Linked DNA regions of Homo sapiens: region 1 is linked to region 2. Evidence: chromatin loops called from intact Hi-C (ENCODE). Cell type or tissue: HCT116. All regions are shown on one strand. Each heading gives the region's core, and the rest is flanking DNA. Links, peaks and the distances in the headings are about the cores only.

Region 1 (2,920 bases), core at 178-2,677, 310 kb after region 2:
AGTGTTCATTGTTGAGGCTCTCACAGTGCAATCTTCACCCTTACCCAACAAGAGCTATAGACATCAGGTGACTCCAAAGATGGTGAGTTCACCTAGAAAATAAGGATTCAGACTCTTTTACCTACCAGGCACCCAAGGAGATACATGTCTATCCAATTATTTTATCTCTCCAATTATTTTATCTCTCCAATGTTCCTGTTTGAGGCCTGGAATGGCACCACAAACCTTAGATGATGATGACTAGCAGACAAAACTATACAGAATTAGAGTATAGTGTATTTGATCCTTTGTATCAAACATCCCAGTGTGAGATCCTCTCAACCCTGTAGTAAACTGAGGCTGTGTTTTTAGACCATGGATAAAGAGCATTAATAATACTGTTTTGTGAGACAAGGAAGGTGCTGTGGCTGTTTTCGACAACCAGTAGAATTGGTACCCTCCGCAACTGTTCCAGTTATCTAATGCTATGTAACAAACCATCACAAAACTTGGTGGCTTAAAACAATAACATAAATTCTGCTCACAAATCTGCAGTTTGGGCAGGGCTCACTGGGGACAGCTCATCTCTGCTTCACTTGGCCTGGTCTGGGGAAGCTCTGAAGCTGGGAGCTGAAGTCACCCACAGACTCACTCATGCCCTGTGTCTAGTGGTTGATGGGGAGAAGGTTCAGTAGCTGCAGCTACCCAGGCATTTCTCTCTATACACAACCTTTCCATGTGGTCTCTCAGGCAAGGAAGCTTCTGGATTTGTTGCAGGTTGACTTGGAGCTCCCAAGGGACATGTTCTGAGAGAGACTGCTGAAAAGAATTACATCTCTTTTATTACCCAGCCACAGAAGTCACACACAATTCTACTACATTCTATGTGTTACCAACAAGTCACTAAGTCCAGCCCATATTCAGAGGGAGGGGAGTTAGATTCCATCTTTTGATGAGAGCTGTCCAGGGATGTGTGGACATGTTTTAGAACAACCCCAACTACCTGCATGACTCCATGATACCACACTTTAGCTAAGACAGAGTGTCCTTGATGTGAATATGATAGCTTTCTTATGGTAATTTTACATTGGGACAGAATGACTAAAATAAAAAAAGGGCTGATTAGGATCAGGATTATGTAGACCAAGAAGAGACTTGGCTAATAGGGTCAGGATGATGAAAAGCGTCTGTAGGTCATTCACAGCCAGAAATGTGGAAAGATGTGGAGGGGCAGAAGCTGCTGCAGTTGAGCCAGCGAGGATCCTGCAGGAAGAAGATCAGCATGGATGCCCCAGTTGTCAAAATATTGAAATGTTTCCCTACTAGATGAGAAAAATCTGCTTATGGGTACAAGTCACCCAATAATGCCACCTGGTGGCACCAAGGGGAGAGGTGACAAGGCCTGAGGTGGCAACACAGGAACAGGCTGGCAGCATGAGGAATGGACATCTCGCCCTTCATATTCAAGTGCATGCTGGCCATGTGGCCTCATGGCTGTTCACCAGGGAAAGAGCTGGATGCCATTCCTGATGTCAAATCAGACTTCAGATAGAACACCACTTGGCTACTGTCAATCTTGTCAAACAAAAATAAATCACACCAGCAATTTTCTAAAAATAAGATTTGGAAAATTTTAAAGTGATTTGATGAACAACTATGCCACAACTTATGTCATTTGATAAGCAGTTTTATGAAATACATATATACATAGGCACATATATATACACACATTATATAAATGTCACCCTGAAGCTCACCTGCCAGGTCTCTTTATGGGAGTGCAGAGATTCAGCTGGATTTGTTGCAGGTTCTCCTTAAGTCCCAAGGTTTATTCAGAAGAAGTTGGAAGTTCTCAAAGGAGGTGAATGGTGAAATAGTTAATGGTCAACCTGTGGCTAAGCTAAATTCCTACAAATGATTTATTGCTTCAAGCAAAATTTGCTTAATTGAGGTATAATTTATGTGTAAGAGAATTCATCAATTTTCACTGTAGTGTTACAAATTGGCAAATGTAACTTTATAGTCATGAAATCACCACTACAATCAACATATGGAACATTTCCGTCATTTCCCGAATTTCCTTCTGTCCCTTTACAGCCACTGTCCCCCCAACCTCCAACCCTGGCGCTGGCAACACTCCTCTGTCTGTCGCTGTGGTTTTGCCTTTTCTAAATTTTATATAAATGGAACCATATAGTATGTACTCATTTGCATCTGGCTTCTTTCACTTAGGATGTTTTCAAGATGTATTCACATTATTGCATCATATATGAGCAGTTCATTCCTTTTATTATTATTTCTTTGCAGAATAGAATTCATTTTTTTAATATATGCCACAATTTATTTATCTACTCACTAGTTGAGAGTCACTTAAGTTACTTCCACTTCTTGGATATTATTAGTAAAACTGCAGCTATGACCATTTGAGTACAAGATATTGTGTGAACATAAGTTTTCACTTCCCTTATGTACGTACTTAGGAGTGAGATTGGCAGGTTGTGTGTTTTCAGTTTATTTTTTAAATTGCCAAGTGTCTTCCAAAGTGTCTGTACCACTTTGCATTTTCATCAGTAACGTATGAAAACTTCAGTTACTCCACATTTTCACCAACACTTTGTAGTGTCAGATTTTTTTCAAATTTGACCATTCCTAGTGTAGTGATACCTCATTGCGGATTTAATTTGAATTTTCTTAATCACCAATGAAGTCAACATCTTTCTGTATGCTTATTCCCATTCTAGCTCCCTTAGTGAAGTGTCTGTTCAAATCTTTTACTCAGTTTTTTAAAAAACTAGGTTGTTTATCTAATTATTTGTGAGTAGTAAGAGTTCTTCAAGTATTATGGATATAAATCTTATGTTTAAAATGTGTATTTCTCAAATACTTTCTACTAGTCTATAGTCTAGTCTATGGCTTTTAAAAAACACTATTTTCTTAACTG
Region 2 (2,920 bases), core at 256-2,755:
GCCCAGTCTGGAGGGTTCGCTGCAATCAGTGCTACAGCTTTAGAAACTGTGATTTACTGCTGATTTAAAACTCTTTAAAGAGCCGACTTCCTGCCGATGGGGCTGAGGGAAGAGCGGCAGGCGCAGTGCTGGCAGAGACTCCGGCAGGGCCTCGTGCGGGGGCCGGGAGCAGCGCCTTCTTTTTAGGAAACGACGCTTCAGGCTCAGGCCCGTCCATGCTCCTCTCCCGTGTGAGTGCAGAGAAGGTCCTGGGTTCTGTCTGCTGCTTCACTCTGGGGGTGAGTGTGCCTCTGGAGTCTCTGAGGGGGCGCGGGAAGGACCTTCAGTTCAGAGCATTTAACCAAAGCTTTTACGGCAGCCGGCGGGGCAAGGGCTCCCGCAAACTCCGAGCTTGAGAGACAGCACCTCAAATTTTCGAACCCTGGTCCTCGTGGAGCCATGCAACGCTGCTCCAAGGAGGGCAGTGGCGGCCCTGGCGCTCTGGGAAGGCCTGGAGGGCTGAGCCTCGGGCAGCCAGCACCACCCTTCCCTCCCCTCGGTTCCCAAGAATCCCAGAGCCATTGAGGAATTGAGGCTGCCACGTTTTAGGCACCCCCAGGATGAGTACAACGTGGGTTTAACACGAGGGAGGCTGCCGCGCTGTCCTGCTTGGTCACGTTAACTATCCACATTTTCCCAAGGAGCAAGGATGGGCGCGTTTCCTCAAGGTTCTTTGGTGGTGGTTTCAGTCTCTGGCTGAGAGAACTGACTGCGCAGGCTTAGTCCTCATTAGTCCAAGACCCAAAGCTTCCAGGATGCAGACGGGAGCTGCAGTGAGCACCCGTGCACCTGCTGATTCTCCATGAGGTCCTGCATGGCCGTGGTGGGCTCTTTCTACAGAAGCTCAGGACTTGACTTGTGTTAGGATGGAGAGTCATAGTGTTGTCTTGCTTTACTTTTTTATTTTTAAAAAATAGACACAGGGTGTTGCTCCGTTGCCCAGGCGGGAGTGCAGGGGTGCAATCACAGCTCATTGCGGCCTCAACCTCCTGGGCTCAAGCAATCCTCCCGCCTCAGCCTCTCAAGGAGCTAGGACCACAGGCACCACCATGCCCAGCTCATTAAAACAATTTTTTTTTCTTTGGTAGAGATGGGATCTCACTATGTTGCCAAGGCTGGTCTCAAACTCCTGGCCTCAAGTGATCCTCCTGCCTTGGCCTCCCAGTGTTGGAATTATAGGCATGAGCCACCATGCCCGACCTTGTTTTACTTTTTATAAATCATGTATATAAACATATTTTATTAATCCCAATACAACCAAGGCCTTCAAGTCCAAAAGACCTGCAGCAGAGGTGGCAGAGGAGAGAGATATGTAAGTGCGGGAAAAATATTCTTAAGGTCTGTTTTCAAGATTTAGTGAAATTTTGGGAAAAGGTACGGAAAATATTTTCATATTTTTTACTTACAATTGTCACTGTGAAAAGAGTTGCTTTTTATGGAGTGACATAAATTTGAAAAAAAAGGTTGTGTTTAAGAAATTAGATACAGCTCTGAAGTATACATGGAATGTCATTCGGCTCAGTAGAATGTGGTGTGTGGGCAATTACCCAGCACGGTAATTCCACATTACAAACCTTTAAATTTAAAACAGATCAAAATAAATCAATTTTGTAAGTGGCTTTACCTAGGTGCAGTGTTTGCATTATGCAACATTTATTTAATATTGTCACGCTGTCCTTGAAGAGCCCGTTTATTCATATTTTGGTCCTCAACCAGGAGCAGTATCTGCTATCTGCACAGCTGCCTCTGGGGGCAGCTCCCAGATCAGTGGCTGCAGAGGCACAGGTGGTGGCTCCACCTGGGCGTGGTGTGGGCTGCGGTGGCCTCCGAACACCTCCGGGAGTGAAAACCCAAACTCTCCTTTGCTGTAAAGCATAATTTTTGTTTTAAATCCTAGATTGAAAAAACCGTGTCACTGGAAGTTAGGAAGCAAACTTCAATCCTAGTATTGTTTTTTTTTGAAATGGAGTCTCGCTCTGTCACCCAGGCTGGAGTGCAGTGGCGCGATCTCGGCTCACTGCAAGCTCCGCCTCCCGGGTTCACCCCATTCTCCTGCCTCAGCCTCCCGAGTAGCTGGGACTACAGGTGCCCGCCACCACGCCCGGCTAATTTTTTGTATTTTTAGTAGAGACGGGATTTCACTGTGTTAGCCAGGATGGTCTCGATCTCCTGACCTTGTGATCCGCCCGCCTCGGCCTCCCAAAGTGCTGGGATTACAGGAGTGAGCCACTGCGCCCGGCCCAATCCTAGTATTCTTAACCACAGTCATTTGCCATTTTTCTTGCACTTCTTTTTCCTATGTGCACTTTTTACAAAGTTGCAATCATAGTCCAGGAACGATTTTTACATTCTGCTTTTCTTTTTACTCAGTATGTTATCTGCAATTTCTAAGTTGCTACATAGTCTTCAAAACCATAATTGTAAAAGTCTGCTTAATACTTCATCGGGCATTTATTTTGAAAATTCTCTGTTCTATAAATGACACTATGACCAATATATGCCCCTCCCTCATGCCATGTTAATTACTGGGTCAAAGGACATAAACATAATTTTGTTTCTTGATACACATTGCCACATCTCTCCTCCCCGCATTGAACAAGCTTCAGTATCACTAATATATAAGGATACATTTCACCACAACTTATCATTACATTTTTGTAACATAATGAAATAAACGATTATTTAATTACATTATTTGACCATGAGCAAGTCTGGCTATTTTCTCATTAAGATTTACAATTTTTCTTTCATGTTTATCTAAATCATATTAATGGATTTCTTATCGATACATTTTTCTATCAATTTGTTTGATCTTTTTATGTAATAAATAATCCCTTATGCTGCTTTTTAAATCTCTAGGATTGTCAGAATATATCGGGAA

The links. Peaks named below come from ENCODE experiments on the same cell type or tissue, not always from the same donor. Only the 100,000 strongest peaks of a DNase experiment are listed, where the experiment ranks them.
Region 1: it touches region 2 in a loop (2.8-fold over the local background); 1 of 110 quality-filtered maps calls a loop at or near these places.

What each region holds. Positions count from the first base shown.
Region 1 is chr6:169,949,219-169,952,138 of GRCh38, reverse strand. LOC107986674 (a long non-coding RNA gene) reads right to left here. Exons shown (of 5, transcript XR_001744483.2): 3 at 1,737-1,830; 4 at 710-795; 5 at 1-92. Among named protein-coding and RNA genes, the nearest start is that of LINC00242, 150 kb to the right of the region's middle. In HCT116, for the core only: CTCF peaks have their summits at 1,162 and 1,363; a DNase peak (open chromatin) is centred at 1,398.
Region 2 is chr6:170,259,774-170,262,693 of GRCh38, reverse strand. It overlaps LOC154449 (a long non-coding RNA gene), which reads left to right and starts at 125. Exons shown (of 3, transcript NR_002787.2): 1 at 125-278. In HCT116, for the core only: a CTCF peak has its summit at 1,791; a DNase peak (open chromatin) is centred at 1,813.